3 separate regions of the Mus musculus genome follow, and regions 1 and 2 are each linked to region 3. A link is a loop called in an ENCODE intact Hi-C map of the cell type or tissue named here. Cell type or tissue: left cerebral cortex. All regions are shown on one strand. Each heading gives the region's core, and the rest is flanking DNA. Links, peaks and the distances in the headings are about the cores only. Region 1 overlaps Ptbp2 (polypyrimidine tract binding protein 2). Region 2 has its middle 3.1 kb from the start of Ptbp2. Region 3 has its middle 170 kb from the start of Ptbp2.

Region 1 (5,000 bases), core at 1-5,000, 170 kb before region 3:
AGTATGCCCTTGACATCTAGATAGATAAACACAGTCCACAGCAGAGAAGACAGACATAAAATCATATATAGGAAAGCTTTTTAAGGCAACTTATTTTTGACAAAGCTGCAAGACTAATTAATGAAAGCATTTTCTAGCATTGTTAGAAAAACTGATGTCAATATCTAAAATAAATTTTTTCAATCCACGTTCTCAACCTGTTTTGTGGGACTCTTGACTTTTTCTCTCTTCTCCCTGCTTCTCATACTGTAGTCCTCCTCTCTACCCCCTTATTTCCTTCTAGGTTTTTGATGTGTGTGTGTGTGTGTGTGTGTGTGTCAATGTAACAAAATGCAGAGGTCCTGAAAAACTGTAATTCCCAAATGGAGAAGAGACCTAAGTATTAAACTGGAATGAAAACTCTTAGAAAACAAAAAAGTCATTTTACTTTAGGTAGGAAAGGCTTAAATAGGACAAACTAAACCATCCATAAAAGAAAAAGTTAACTAAAATGGAGTTTAGCAGCGTAACTACTGCTCTTCACAAGTGCTGTATAGAGAATGGAAGGTAATAGAAAATTTGTGCAATCTACTCAATTAATAAAAACAAGTCCAGAATGAAGCCTGACAAAATCCAAACGTAAAACAGTATCTTAGAAACATGGACAAATAAACAAGCTAGATGTGATGGCTATCCGTGATTGTCAACTTGACTAGCCTGGAGTTAACCAAACCCAAGCTGGTGGGTAGACCAGACCCGTAAGGAGTTTTTCTTAATTAATTCACTGGAGGCAGGAAGACCTATCCTACATCTCCATCTTTTGAAGTCAGAAGACCTAACTTCTGGTGCTGGCCAATTTGAAGGGCATGGAGGAGAGACACTTTTGCTTTTTGCCTGTTTGCCTTCGTTCTCAAGGGCAAGTTCATGTATGTTGAAAGGCATTCTTTCACTGGCATTATAGAACCTAGTCCTTCAGGATTCTGATGTGAGCACATGACCAGCTGACAACAGTAGCCTCTTAGACTTAACTATTACTGAATTCTTGAACTTTTGGTCTGGGAGACACCACTGTTAGACTAACAGAACCACAGCTGTGGTCATTTGAATGAAAATGGCCACTAGGCTCAAAGGGAAAGCTATTATTTCAAAGGAGGGTTCCTGGCCTTGTTAGAGGAAGGGTGTCAATGCGGAGGGGCTTCAATTCAAACCAGGTTTGTCTGTGATTCTCTATGTCTCTCTGTGTGTGTCTGTCTCCCTCCCTCTTCCTTCCCTCCCCCGAACCCCCTGCTGCTGCCAGCCAATCCAGATGTAGAACTCTTGGCTTCTTCTCCTGCACTATGTCTACCTGCATGCCACCATGCTTCCTGCCATGACTATAATGAACTAAACCTTTGAATCTTTATGCCAGCCCCAATTAAATGTTTTCCTTATAAGAGTTGTCTCCATCACAGTGTAACTTAACAGCAATAGAAATTCTATGACAACAACCTATAAGCTACTCTAATAATAAAGTCACACACGCGCACACACGCACACACACATGTATATGTAGATATGGGAGGTGGGCATTGATTCTTTCTGTAAATCCTCTTCCTCTAAAGAACCCTAACTATAACTCACCAGTCATGGTGATCTAAGCCTTTAATCCCAGCACTGGGGAGGCAGAGACAGTCAGTCAGACTTCTAGCTGGAGACTAACCTGGTCTATACAGTCAAACCTTGTCTCAAACAAAACAAAAACAAACAAACAAACAAAAAAAAACAAAAGGAAGAAGAGAACAACAGCTGGCAAAAGGCACACTGAAAACACTCATAACAGATACCATACAGAAATAAGAATTAAAACCACAATTAAACTATCACTTCACACCCACTAAACACTAAAAAGCACTGAGAAGTCTCTGGAGGAACTGAAATTTTCATATCCTGGTGGTGGCAAGATGGTGCAACCACTGCGGAAAAGAGGCTGCAGTTTCTCAATTAGTTAAACATATGCCTAACATATGATTCAGCCATTCTTAACAATGGACCCCAAGAGAAATAAAAGCATATGTGCACAAAAAAGTGCAGAAATGATCATAGCAACTTTATAATACCCCCAAACACAAATGCCCACTACAGGTTTTTAGTTACCATATAGCATGATGACACTAAGCAAACAGTGGGGAAGAGAACACTAACACCGTGTAAATAACTTAAAAGCTTCTGCTGAGTGGAATACAACAGAAGACTTCCCTGAGTCCATTCATTTAAAATTCTAAAAATACAAGCGAATCTGCAGTGAAAGCAGATCACTCGCTTCTGGGGAGAGGCAAGGCAAAGGGGACAACAGAGGGGCAGGAGGGCATTCCTATGAGTAACAGGTTTCTACCTCGATTGTAGTAGTGGCTTCGCCCACTCGAGTAAGTGTGTGTAAGTGTGTGTGTGTGTGTGTGTGTGTGTGTGTGTAAATGAGACATTGCATACTTTAAATACGAGTAAGTGTGTGTAAGTGTGTGTGTGTGTGTGTGTGTGTGTGTGTGTAAATGAGACATTGCATACTTTAAATACAGGCAGTTTATGTCATACCAAAATAAAAATTTGAAAAGGTCAGGATTCTACAAAAAATAAGAAATGCATGATAATGTGCAAATCAGTAATTTTTAAAAATGAAAAACTTAACACATCTACACCTAAGCAACTGAACTGTGAATGAAGGAGAAATGGATACTACAGTTTCAATTATTTTAAAAACGCACATAGATTACTTTCTTTACAACTATTTACTTGTAAGAAAGTTTAAGTGCCGTACAAACTGCTGCAAACAATATAAGAATTTAACCAATATAGTAGAAAATGATAAAAAATGAACTTTAACTTTACAAAATTTTATATTAAACATTTTAGAATGGGTAGTGAATATTTTTATACAATTTTCAAGTAACAGACCACAGAGCTATTACTTAACTCATTTTTATAACTTATCCTCTAGTAAAAGACCACAGAGCTATCAGTTAACCCATTTTGACAAAGTACCTTGTAATCATTTATTCTTTTATATAATTCACAGAAGAAATCTATTTGGATAATAACTACAATATCAAGACATTTTGTACTCTTGACCTATTCCTGACTTCAAAGCTCTTAATATCTCAACTTGAAAAACATGACTGTCAATGAAACTAAATGTTCTACACGATATTAAAGCATGGGCCTCTAGATCATTATCATAGAAAACACAGTAACATCTCCTAACCTATTCTGAAGATTAAACCATCATAAACATAATTTTTTAAAGTCCAAGAAAAATACTGAAGGTCAACTTCACTAAACCAGGTACACTTACAGTTCTCCTAAGGGTATTTATATGCATGGGGTTTTATATTTATACTTATAATTAAGGTTGAGGGACAGGAGAAATCCTATTACAGGCTTGGGCATAAGTTAAAAGACAAAGAATCTGTCCTAACAAGGTGGAAAGGCTTGCAACCAACCAATCTGTAATGCACCAAGACACTAAAAGGTCTGTCTATGCCTTCAAGGAAGTGCCAGATGGTAGGCATGGAGTCAATTGTAAGGGCTGAGCAGTTTTTCTACCCAAGAAGTGAGGGAAAAACCTACACACACAAGAAAGCTCTTCAACAACTCAAGCTGGAAGGACTTAAAGCAACTGTGTCCTTCTTCCATGTCAGGACAACTGATTACCAGTGTGATTCATGCCTAGCACACACATTTCACTTTAATCAGAGTCAACTGTTTTAAACTAACACTTTACACTACTTAAAGAGGTTAAAAAAAAATCTGCTTATTATCAAGTAATTAACATACCATGGTCATTATCAATATCCAACTGTACAGTTGTTTATAGACTCTGACTTTACAAATTAAAGGAAATATTTTAAGCTTGGCTTTTGTTGTCAAGGCTAACTGAAATTTTCCACTCTTTACAATGGTACCATATCCAACATCCCCAGTTTCCACGTTACTTTCAAACATAATCTCCTACCTTCACACCAACAGCAACCTCAGTGACAATTCTGTAAAGGAAAAAATAAAAGTGTCAACCTCTTACTCTTCTAATGATCAATGCTTAACTTTAAAACTTTTAAGATCTTTTATAAATTACCCAGGCCCTGGCAATACACAGATGCTCAGTGATAATTTTTTTTAACTATTATTTACCTGGAGGTTTTTTGTTTTTGTTTTTTGTTTTTTTTTTTTTTTAGAAATAATTTTGAACCATTCGACGTTTCAGTCAGTTTATGATCATTTTTAAGAACCTTTAACAGCAAGATGAAAATGCAGAAACACTATACTATTCCTAACGTGCTTATATACTGACATCAGCAACGTTGAGTGAGTTCTTTGGTAACCTAAACAAAATCTGGAAATTGGAAAACTGTCTGGGGATAATTCACATGTCTAAAGCTACATTTCCTGTGGTAAATAATATCCCATTAAGGTAATTTGTGGCAATGATGTTTAAAGCCTTTTTATTATCTCTTCTAAAACACCAGATAACTAACTCTAGACTGATAACCTATTGAATAAACTCGGATTTTACTTTCTTAGACTCGTCAAATCCAGACCCTCAATTTTAATAAAGGTTCATGTTCACTGGGTCTCTTTTCGTGCCCCTTCCTCTCTGTGGGCTGTGAACTGTGGCCCCCTTCTCTGAACAATGAGTTGAACTGGGTCGTTCGGGATGTGGAGTTAACAAGGGCGCGACATTGGTGAGCCTCCTCTTTTCTTCTCACAGCTCTCTCATCTCACTCAGCATCCTCCGGTCTTCACGCCCAGCCTCTCCAAAGATGCAACACGACTCTGATCCATGTTCCATATTTGCTTGGGGGGCTGGTGTGGGGGGGGGGGTGTTTGTTTTTATTTTTGTATTTTTTTTTCCTCCAGAAACTAATCAAAGTAGGGGGCGGGGGAAGGCCAACCCTGTGTGGATTATCTGTTGTCTGCCTTGCGTGGCTTGTGGCCTTTGCCCATGTGACTGATGCTGCCTCTCCAACACTTCATGGGGGTTTGGTTTTGTT
Region 2 (5,812 bases), core at 413-5,412, 160 kb before region 3:
CCTGCACCGTGTGTGCCTCAGGCTAGCCCGGACTGCAACCCTGCTGCTCTCAGGCTGCTTCCACTCTTCCTTCCAACCTCAAGCTGCATTATTACCACAAAGGACCAATCCCAGGCCCGGCCCGGGCACCCTTCGCCCTCTCAGCTCTAGAGAAAAAGACTTTATAGCTGCATCCTAGACCTCGTTTACAAATTCTTCATCCTCAAAGAGCTTACCCCCCTGGTCAAGATCCATTGCTTAGGAAAATATAACAACATCTCCTAATTAAGGACTGCTCACCAGCTTAGTGTTTGCTTACAAACCTGGAATCAATCAGGCCAAGAGGAAGAAAAGGTGATTCTCATGTGGGTTGGTAATTTTTGTGCATCTGTTAGGAAAAACATATATTCCAAGATCCCTACATGGGAATGGCCACACGCTGAGCGAGCGAGGTGGCAGAAAGCGTTCCTGTATTCCAACATTTGGGGATATGGAAAGAGGAGGCCAATTGAGTTAGCATTAGTTACAGGGGATGAAAATGTTAAAACGGCCTAGACAAAAATCACTTTTCCATAGAACTAAAGGTCTTAATATCATAGAACATGTTTTCCGTTCTTCTTTAATGTATTTGTATCATAGCCCCAGCAACATTTGGTTTCGGAAAATGTTCCCGGCATGCCACTAATGCCAGCACCACCCTTTGCTCTTCCCTACCTCCTCCAGCACTTACCAACTGTGTCTGTCCAGGTGTCCTCCATACCTCCTCCAGATCTGCCGCGTCCCCTTCAAGAAGCCTCTTGCCCTTACCACCTGGAATTTCACCTCACTAAATGGGAGATTGTATATTATTTTTAAAAGATAAGTCAGAACCTGGCCCCAGCTACTCCAGAGGATGAAGAAACTTAGTGAGACCTTGTTTCAAAGGCAATCAACAACAACCACACACATATGTGCACTGTTGTTGCTCTAAGAACGTTTCCAAGCCACCACCTGGTCAAATAGTCTTGATTTGCCTTAGGGATTGTCGATTCTTTTTAAAAATCTAATTTCCGGCAACACCTCCCTTCTATCTATACTTTTGACTTATGATACGTAAAGGCCCCATTATCATTTCCATTAATAATAGTTTTTCATGGGTTGTGGTTTTGTTCACATAGTTTCAACTCAACAATTAAATCTGTATGCTCCCAGAGGGAGGGAGGGAGGGAGGGGATCCAGGATGCATTCTCCATCTTCTTCGCACTGGCACAATCAACACTGATAATTGGTTCTCGTTTTATCTCAGGGAAGACAATCTGGGTCAAGAAGAGCAGAACTTCTGTCAAGTGTCAGATGTTCACTAAACTACAACCTTTTGTTGGTCTTCTAATAAAGTATAAGGGCAAACCACAGCACAGTCAATATGCTGGCTTATTTAAGTCAACACTTCGGTAGGAAATATGTGAGGTAGTTCGCAAGGCAAGACACATAAAGCACTAGATTTTAAAATGTAGTAAAGAAATAAGGGTTTAAAGTTGGGAATGATGCTGATGTATCAGCACACAGCAATAGGCTCCTCTGGACATCTACCTGAGGTTTCTGTTTCAAGCCATTTGTTCAGTGGTAAACCGTGGCTGGGAAATATTAAGTGTAAAATCTAGACATGATTTATAGTTTAAAATTCTGCACCATTCTGAGGTAAAGCATAATGAAATCGCCTCCATCTCACTCTCCAGTCAGGACATGGGTCACCTCTATGTTCAGTGTATCAAGGCTAAACACGCTATCTTCCAGCTAGCTTATTCAATGAACAGGTGTCTTCGATCAGCTTAACTATCATGTTATCTCAAGGTTTGTATGTGCAGGAAGGAGTTCCTTAGTTACCTCAACTCCCAAAGCACGAGAGTAGTGCTCCTGGCAATCCGTATGCCAAGAAAGTGTCATATGTCAAGAAATCGTAAAATGCTTCCCTGGAGGTGAACAAGCAACCAAGTATTTCAAGACAGGAAACATATTCCCATGTCTTTCCTGAGTATGTTTTGTGCAGTTACTCTGTTTTTAGTATTGTTAATCTCTGGCTATGTCTAATATACGAATAGTGTGAGGTTAGCTTATCATACATTGTTTTGGGAAGATGGGCGTACAGAATGAAATAACAGATACAGAGGCTGCTAGCACCTGCAGTTGTAGGCATCTGGTAGCAGGACAAGACTGTAATCCCTGTGTGCTATATACCACAAAAACATATCCATGAAAGCCTGGCTTCGCGTTTGAGATGTTCCATTTGTTAGCTACGTGACACTGGACATGGTCAGCATAACCCAAGGATGAAGTTCATGAAAATGAGATTAAGAGTGACGTCATCATCCAAATTGGTGTCCAGTTGACAGCCTGGCCGCAGTCAATGCTTAAGAAGCGGTGCTGCTATCGCCTTGATTGTTGGTGATTGGTTGTTGTTCCTGTCACTGATACTATTCTCTGCAGAAGGAACAGGCCACACTTTTGGCTTTTGGAACTTCGGAGGCAGCCCGTATCCGTATAGCTGTATCTGTACAGAGATTCTTCACAAAGGTTAAACATGTCAGTAATGAAATTAGATTGGCACTCGTACAAATGAATAAACCAGGGGAAATGTCACCGGCAAATTTGTAAAGTCCCACCCATATGTCAATCTGTGTGCCTGTGTAGGTTAACTAGGGGCTGGATTATTAAACAGTGGAGGATGGCCAACCCTTGTAAATGCCGACTAGATTCAATTCATGTTTATGAAGTCCTAACAGAATAGGGCAATAAAAAGTGAAGTGGCTGGACAGTATTCTTTTCATACCCAGATCTTCTTTCAGTACAGTAATGTGTTCTTTTCCATCCGAATGGTAACTGTTTTGACCTTTCACAGAAAATTTTTCACTTATGTGAACAATCATTAAATCTAAATTTCAGCCTAGGCTAAGCCAAAATAAGGTCTAATACTGATGCAATAAAAGTAAGAAATGGGACCATGTTCACTTCCATAACATTTTATTCTTAGTCTGCTTAGGGTACTGGAGTATCAGTTAGTTTTCCAGTCTAACAAGAGAAATAATAATATACCAATTAATAGTATTTCATTTTTGAAAAGGTAATATGAACTCAAAGTAGAGAAAAGGACATTGAGAAGCTGTCAAAGCTTATGCAAACCCCCTGGAGAAGGGAAACAATCAAAGAGGGGCCATACTAGGTACTAGGTTGCTGGGCACCGAGCATGGGATGTAAAATAGATGTAAAGGCAATAAGTTCCTCTTTATCATGAAGAAAGTTATTCCTAACTGCCCTATAGTAAGGGTTTTACAATTTCCCAAATGTACTTTAACTGCCATGTGGAAAGGGTTTGACAATTTTCCAAATATACTTCAACTCAACTGAAACACGATGCTTATGACTTCAGAACATGTGAACTATGTCCCAGCAAATCTACTAGAAGAAGAAAGAGCATATATTTTAGGATCCTGCTCGCCATCCAGATTCCCTTCGCCGCCCACCTTTCCATTTTACTACATACATTTTTGGATAGGTTCTAATACCGGTATTGACATTGTGATGGTTGATTTAACTGTCAACTGGACACAGTGAGGAGCATCTAGAAGGACAGTCTCAGTGAGGGGCTGTCTACATCAGGTTGGCCTGCAGGCATGTCTGTGGGGGATTGGTTCCATTACAGTAACTGAGTGGGAAGGGGCACCCCACTGTGGTGAGAGCATTGCCTGGGGTTGGGCCCTGGACTGTACGAAGTAGAGCATACTGAGCAGTGAACACAAATGTTTTCACTCTCTCTTCACTTGCACCGTGGATGAACTAGCTGCTTCACATCCCTGTTCCCTTGACATCCCACCAATGATGGACTGTGCAGTGGTTTGAATGAGGACAGACCCCAGAAGGCTCATATATTTGAATACTTGTTCCTCAAATGGCAGAAATGATGGGAAGGATTAGGAGGTGTGGCCTTGTTAGAAGAGGTGTGTCACTGCAGGTAGGCTCTGGGGCCCTGTCTCACTCTCGGCCTCTTGCTTGCAGGTCAGATACAAGGTCTCAGCTATCCCTAAAGAGTCATGTCTGCCTGCATGCCTCTACACTCCCTATCATGATAGCTGTGGGCTCATCCTCTTGAAACTGTAAACAACAATTAAATGCTTCCTATTATATAAGTTGTCTTGGTCAAGGGATCTTTTCACAGCAACAGAACAGTGACTCAGAGTGTCACCTAGAATTGAAAGAGGAATAAACCCTTCTTCTCTGTTAGTTGCTTCTGTTATTATTTTGTCACAGCAATTGAAAGAAATCTAAACTAGGACAAAAATATTCATGTGTTTGTTTTACTCAAAGGTGATGATCATTATGTAGTCAGTATTATCTTGTAACTTAAAACTATTGTCTTAGTCAGGGTTTCTATTCCTGTACAAGCATCATACCAAAAGGCAAGTTGGGGAGGAAAGGGTTTATTCAGCTTACACGTTCCCCATTGCTGTTCATCACTGAAAGAAGTCAGGACTGGAATTCAGGCAGGTCAGGAAGCAGGAGCTGATGCAGAAGCCATGGAGGGATGTTCTTTACTGGCTTGCTTCCTCTGGCTTGCTCAGCCTTCTCTCTTATAAAACTAAGACTACCAGCCCAGAGATGGCACCACCCACAAGGGGACTTCTGCCCTTGATCACTAATTGAGAAAATGCCTTGCAGCTGGATCTCGTGGAGGCATTTCCTCAACTGAAGCTCCTTTCTCTGTGATAATTCCAGCCTGTGTCAAGTTAACACAAAACTAGCCAGTACAATTATGTATCTTTGAGATCTAAGAGATTAAAAATATACAATATAGAGTTTAGAATTGTCTTGTTCTTGCTACATAGCTATGTATTCCACCAAGAAAAAAAATCATACTTTATTTAACTAAATATACTGACAAATCCTTAGGTGGCCTTTATGTTAATTTTGTAAACAATTTTGCAACTAATTTCATTGTTTTTAAGTCACTTCACACTTGAATACATCTGCTAGATGACTGCTATAAATAAAAGAACTAAGTAAAGTGTTTTTAATTCTGAAAGATGATACCAAATTGCCCTACATGGGACTTAAGACCTTGGAGAAAGATTAGCAATTGCTGTTGTAATTAAGTAATTGTCAAAGGCCAACAAGAGAGTGCTCATCAGGTAAAGGTGTTTGCTATCAAGTCTGAGAATTCATGGGATCCAGCTGGCCCACTCATATAAGTTGTCAGATGGCCATGGAGTGTATACACACACACACACACACACACACACACACACACACCACATACACCACATACACCACATACACCACATACACAGAGTAAATAAATAAAACTGCAATCTAAAGGTAAACATATAAAAACAACGATCAAATAGGAAAATGAGCAAAGCACTTGAATAGGATATTAAAAGTTTATACAAAATAAATGAGCACAGATAACATCATCCTCACTTAACAAAGCCCAGGAATACTGTGCTAGGATGCTTTGTTTTGAGCCCCCAAGAGAGACAAGCACAACACTGAGTACTGAGAAAAGAAGAATCTCTTCCATGCTGTCACTGACACATAAAGACAGAATGAAGTTGCTTCTGGGACTGTAGAGATGGCTCAGCAGTTAACAGCACAGCCTGTACCACTCCTTCCTTCGGACAACTTGGGTTTTGTTCCCAGTACTCGTGTTCAATGGCTCACAGCTGTATGCAACTCCAGCTTCAGGGAACCTGACCCCTCTGGCCTCTGAGGGCACCTGCATTTGCCTGCACACACCCCCCCCCCCACACACACACATAGATGTAATGTTAAATAAATATCTTTAAAAAGTGATTCCTCTAGA
Region 3 (5,812 bases), core at 374-5,373:
TAGTGTAGCTGCCTCTGAGAGAAGAACGCCATGGGCTAGGTGAGAGGTCTTAGCAGGGCCATGGAGCCTGCCGCAGACGTTTCAGAGAGCTCTGTGTCAGAGCTGAGATTTGAACGGGGTGGAGGAGCTACTGTTTTCAAAGTACACCTCCCAAAGTGGTTGTCGCATCCGCTCTCCACCAGCAAGAACGACACGACCACCAGTTCTTCTAACAACAGTTTATTCAGAAATCTTCAGTCTTCATCTCTCTCCCCTTTCATCTCTCTCCCTCTTCATCTCTCTCCCCCCGAACCCGGGCCTCTCACTCTTATAAACTCCCAGCCCCCATCCACTCACGGCAGGCCATGTCACCTCACCAGGCACGCGGCTTCAGCCAATCAGGGTGGCTTCAGCCAATCAGGGTGGCAGGGGCACGTCTCCACCAAATATGGACTTATTTACGCCACCAGCTCTGCATCCGGCAGGTGCCATCTTTCAGGTGCAGCTCGGGCAGCCCAAGTTGGGGGAGGCCACAGCCTCCCACAAGTGGTGATATGGGAAAAACTTTTATGGGTCACAGTTAAAGAAAGCAGGGCTCCTCCAGGTCTCCCCCCCCCCAAAGGATTAAGATTCTGTTCTCTTGACTTGAATTTACAGCTATGAACAAAGTCAGATGTGAGCAGGGGTCAGGATGTGAGCAGGGGTCAGCAGAGAGAAGGTAATAGATTAACTAATAAAGTGATGCCTGGAAATAGGCAAGGTCTGCTCATGTGTTTTCTCTTTTTCCAGGCCCAGGATGACATAATCCGGAGAGTGTCTTTCTCACAAAGGCATAAAGCATCTTGTGGCTGGTTTGAGGGCACTACTTCTAGGAAAGGGAAGGTTTGTGGATCTTTCAGTCTTTCGTTGGAGGCACTCGATCTTCTCTGTGAATCTGCACCATATTTGCATAATAAAGAAAGCCAGTGGTGGCAATCCATTGTTTCTAACTGACCATATGCTGGATTTCATTGGCTGCTCCCATTGCCTAAGGAGTCCATTTGGTATTCACTCAGATGGTGGTAGCAAGCCTATTGGCATGGAAGAATGATCATACTGTTCAACGGTGCAGAGCTAATGAGCAAGCTCATAGCTCAAGCTCTGGGTTATTCACCCATTATCAGTTACAGTCAACACTAGCACAGCCTGAGGCCTAACAACCACTTACAAGGTATGATTATCCAAGCAGTGAAATCAGTAGGGCTACTCCGTTCACGCTTAACTGCCCTCCCTACCCCCACTGGACTTTTAACTCTTTGAAAACTAGTAATGTGCTTTGTTTATCATTGTTTTATAGGAGAATAGCTCAATTCATGGTCCAAGTAAGTAAATGATAAATGATGATTGATGGAATAACAAGATTTTCCCATTCTCTGGATCTTTTCTTCCCATCCTCTTCCTCCCTCTGCTTTGTACTCGGCATTTCTGCTCTCAGAGCAAGCTGAAGGGTCAGGTTAAGTGTGTATTAGCTTCAGTGAAACCCAAAGTCTCCCATCATGGACTGTACAGGGATTTTAGTAGGTACGATAGTCTAGCCATTCGGGACAGGAGTAAAGATATTCAGAATAGGAGCAGCAAAGGACAGATAAATGTTGTTCTTGGAAAGTACCAGGGCCATCGTCGATACCAAAGGCACAATGATTATGGTTTAAAAATGTTAAGAGTTTGTGTCTGACTCAGATGCTAATATAATGCAGCTTGAACTCCAAAAGAGGATTTGTTCCTTTGTTCCCTTTTGATTATTGGAACCCCTCGAAATGGCAGGCACTGCCTCACCCATTGATAATGTGGAGTAAGGCAAGATCTTTGTCAATGAGTCTGCAGGTCTAGCTGTGACATGTATGTAAATAGTTGCACTGCGTTAACAAGTCAGTGTCTCAAAGGGACAAGAACATCACAAAGTAGAATTTATCATTTACTTTTTGACCCCCTTCCCCTTCCGTCTTCTGAGGCAAATGCTGGGTGAAGGCCACACCTCTTAGGTGGTCATGACGCTTTGGCTCTATCCTCTCTTACAGTTGAGTCACCAAGGAGGGCAGTCATTGGAGATCTTTTACGAGGTGAGGTGGGCCATCCTATTGACAAGTGAGTACTGTCTAAAGCACTTGTTTTTATGAACTTCATTCAACGACCCCCAAACCTTTAACTGGTCAAGCTTTGGTGAGTTCCTGAGATTAAGGATTTAGCAAAACATCTAGGGACAAACAACAAAAGGAAAGATCCTTAGGGATGAATAAGAAGAAAGCAATGTACATAGTCAATGAGACAGTCGTTCCTCCTAAAAATTCTGTAAGTGGGCCTTCCCTGACATGATGGGCTCAGGACAGAACCTTGTCCAACAGTCCCTTTTGCTTATCCATTGTCTTCTTTTCCCTTCACACACCTTTATTAAAAAAGAAAATCCCACCTCCCAAGGTTTGTGGAATGGAATGAAACCCTGGAGGCAGTCAGTGTCTCTAGAAGGCAGAGAGCTGGCTCCTCAGGCGGGTGTCCTGGTTGTTATTAGGTGTGTCTTGTCTCCACCTCCATCCCCCTCCTTCAGGCTTCATCTTTCTTTTCTAGCACAATGAGGATTTAAGAGAGACAGGACAAGAATCCCCTCCTAAGGCTGGGTGGCCAGAAAAAAGTTTTAGGCTTTTATTTTACTTTGTATTTGTTTGTATGTTTGTTTATTTTGGTTTGGTTTTTGCCTTTTCCCATGGAGGACATTAATGGAAAGTGATGCGAGATTTTAGATCTTTGGAGCTTTGCCTCATTAGAGAAGCTCCAGCATTCTCTCCAAGTTCCGGCACTTCTGGCTTCCATCACTTGCACAAACACTGAGAACAAACAAGCCCCCTGCCCCGCCCCCAAATCCATCTCTGCTAGCAGCTCGCAAGCATCTCCTTCTCTCTCCCAGGGCTTTCTCCTAGGACTGAAGATTTATCTTGGCCTTACTTCAGACATTCCCCTCTGCTCTTCCACGGGCTGCGTTCTTCTCCAATGTTTCCTCCCTGCCTCCCTTGGTACTCATTAATTAACTGCTCCTCGCTGTGTGACTAAACGAGAGCCGAGAGCTGTTGTGTTTGGCTATAGAGAGGATTATGACATTTTGCAAACATGAGCGCGCGCGCGCGTGCGCGCATACACACACACACACACACACACACACACACACACACAGACACACACACAGACACACACAGGGGCGGGAGGAAGACGCTGAGGAAAGATCTTGGGTAATATAGGCAAAGGAGATAAACTTACAGGGGAGAAAAAAAAACACCTCTTAAAACCTGTTGAAGCAAGTAACCAAAACAGAAAGAAGAGGGGTGGGGGGACGGGTTGATTATTTGGTGACATTTACTTATTCCGACATGATATTTTAAAAGGCAAATACAGAAGCAGGAACTTGCTATTTAATTGAGGTTCAGGTATTTCAAAGCCTGCTTATCTCTCCAGCCCGTCCGGTGTTTCCATGGTGCCCCCTTTCCGCTTCTATTAGTCTGGAACGTGGGTAGCAAGCTGAGGAACAGTTTTAATGAGTAAATCCTTTTCTACACCAAATTTTATAGATAATTAAATCTGATTTATGGGGCAGGCTTCCGAGACAGTAAGAGAGGGAGGGAAGGAAGGAGAAAGGGGGAGGGGGCCAATTATTTGAGCTCTGAGTGGGCCCCGCTTTGTGTGTGTAGCCTTCCCAGCAGGCACCCTGCTTGGCAGGGTTGGCAAGGCGGTTTGAAAGCATAATGAGCTTCAGGGATGGGCCTGGCCATTTTTTTTTTTTTTTTTTTTTTTTGGTTTGTTTGTTTGTTTGGGGATTTGCTGATTTGGTTTTCATTTTTAGGCAAGGAAGTTCTCTGGTCCCAGTAATAGAACCTTATCTTTATTCTGCACTCTCTCGGTTTTCTTCAAGTTATGTCTAAAGCAAAGCACCTAGGCCCAGGAGTTTCCACATGCGAAACAATATGTCTTAAGCATTGGCTCTGTAGCAGAACAATTCTAGAAGCTGGAGATGCAGCCCTCAGCTATGAAGGCTGTTCAGACATCTGTGTGGGTGTGGTGTGAAGTAGATTCACTCAGTGGAAAAATATACCAACAAAGGGAAGTCTAAAACAGAAAATAGAAAGGATGGGTAGGTGGGAACTGCATCCACCATTTCCCATAGTTTATCATATACCATGTAGTATATAGAGGCAGGTTTGGTTCTAAGGACCATTGTCTATGACCACTTGTAGCTTAAAAGCAACCAAGCCAGTAATGGTTTCTGATGTGCAATGCCCAGGGCAGTGCCTGGACCACAGCCATGTGTATTAATTGACCTTGAAATGCTGTGTGAAGTGGTTGTTTGGTTACTGTCTCATTCCTCGTGACCTTACAGGTCTCTGGTAGCTATTCTACATTTTGATTTGCATCCGTCAATAAAACGAAGATGACACTGGTTTGAGTCACCTGTCCTGTACTACTGGGGATTGTTGCACCCATCAGCACACACAAGACTTTATCAATCAAGCCTCCTAGTTTGACTCCATTTTGAAGGAATATGTTCAACATGGGGCTTTAAAAAGCCAAGATCATTGCCACCATCAGCCACTATTATCACTGTCAATTATCATGAGTGACACATGTGTCGGATACTTTACATAAAAATTTAAAACACAATTAGTGCTGTGAATAAGACACTAAATGGCACACTGCCAAGTTGTGCCCAAATGCTTCGCTTCCATGACAACACTAAGAGAGAACACACAGGCCTGTGGAAAGTGTGTACCTTACTTTTCTTTCGATTTATCTTGTTTCCTGACTGATAAATATCAGCAAGTAATTTTTAAAAAAACTAGAAAGACATACAGAAAATGAAAGTTTAATCCTTAGACCCAACTGCTAACACCTGGCTACTGCTTTCTTGTGTCTGTGTACTATCATGGATGAAGATCTAGTGCTGGACTAGCATAGCTTGGTTTCTCAATCATGCGGTCCATTTTCTTTTCATGTCTACACACACAAGTCTACCTCTATATTTTAAAAACTTTACTGTATTAGCCGTATGGTTGAACAATAGCTCAATCAATTTGTATTTAATATTTGTGTTAGGGATTTAGGGTTAGTTCTTGTGGATGTTTATTAAAATGAACTATATTAACAAACCAGATTTTGCAGTTTTATTCTTTTTATTTTAATGTCAAAACTAATATGTATATACACACACACAGGCAATATATTCACCACATATAATATGTACATGTGCAATCCCCAAGTCATTGGCTTATTTCCTTTCCAATCGTAAAATAAATAAAATCACTCCTTTAGAAACCACACTTGGATAGGCTATGTTATGTAAAGATATGCAAGTGAGGATGGTAGCTATTAGCAAAACTGACTTAAAAAGTACTGCAAATTTTTAAAAAAAGTCTTCATAGATCAAGCCATTATTACACTATTAAATCAGGCTCCCTTGGAGGAAGCAAACCTAAGGACTCAGTTCCTGTCTTAGAAGGATGTTATTAAAATGTCTCTGTGGTTTATTGATTTCTTTAGTTCTGCTTCTTTAAGAATATGGGAGTTGTTAAGAGGACAGAAGCCAGTGCTAGAAGCATTCTTGTCAAGATTGTGTTTGGAAACAGTAAGAGTACTGCACGACTTTCTGAGGATCCCTCATGTTCACCAGGCACACCCATCCTTCTGCTCCCTGTGTTCAGTCTAGCTCTTGTGAGGGGAGGGGCTGCTCTACTTTTCTTAGGAAGAGCCTGGGGTTGAAGCTTAGAGGGTTTTCTCTCACCTAGATCTGTCTTACCGCTAGTGTCTTGTTCTGCTG

Evidence for each region. Hi-C counts contacts between places; a loop is a spot of excess contacts. Peaks named below come from ENCODE experiments on the same cell type or tissue, not always from the same donor. Only the 100,000 strongest peaks of a DNase experiment are listed, where the experiment ranks them.
Region 1: a loop joins it to region 3, with 2.9 times the contacts of the local background. A loop is called at or near these places in 3 of 42 quality-filtered maps.
Region 2: a loop joins it to region 3, with 6 times the contacts of the local background. A loop is called at or near these places in 3 of 42 quality-filtered maps.

The regions. Positions count from the first base shown.
Region 1 is chr3:119,777,540-119,782,539 of GRCm38, forward strand. It overlaps Ptbp2 (polypyrimidine tract binding protein 2), which reads right to left. Exons shown (of 14, transcript NM_001310711.1): 2 at 3,965-3,995. Among named protein-coding and RNA genes, the nearest start is that of Ptbp2, 3.3 kb to the right of the region's middle. In left cerebral cortex, for the core only: a CTCF peak has its summit at 1,918; DNase peaks (open chromatin) are centred at 1,954, 3,546 and 4,729; H3K4me3 peaks cover 1,117 bases; H3K27ac peaks cover 408 bases.
Region 2 is chr3:119,783,570-119,789,381 of GRCm38, forward strand. It overlaps a transcript of Ptbp2 not described here. Among named protein-coding and RNA genes, the nearest start is that of Ptbp2, 3.1 kb to the left of the region's middle. In left cerebral cortex, for the core only: no CTCF peak of the experiment used is centred there; no DNase peak of the experiment used is centred there.
Region 3 is chr3:119,946,235-119,952,046 of GRCm38, forward strand. No RefSeq gene overlaps it. Among named protein-coding and RNA genes, the nearest start is that of Ptbp2, 170 kb to the left of the region's middle. In left cerebral cortex, for the core only: no CTCF peak of the experiment used is centred there; DNase peaks (open chromatin) are centred at 3,009, 3,621, 4,047 and 4,663; H3K4me3 peaks cover 295 bases; H3K27ac peaks cover 459 bases.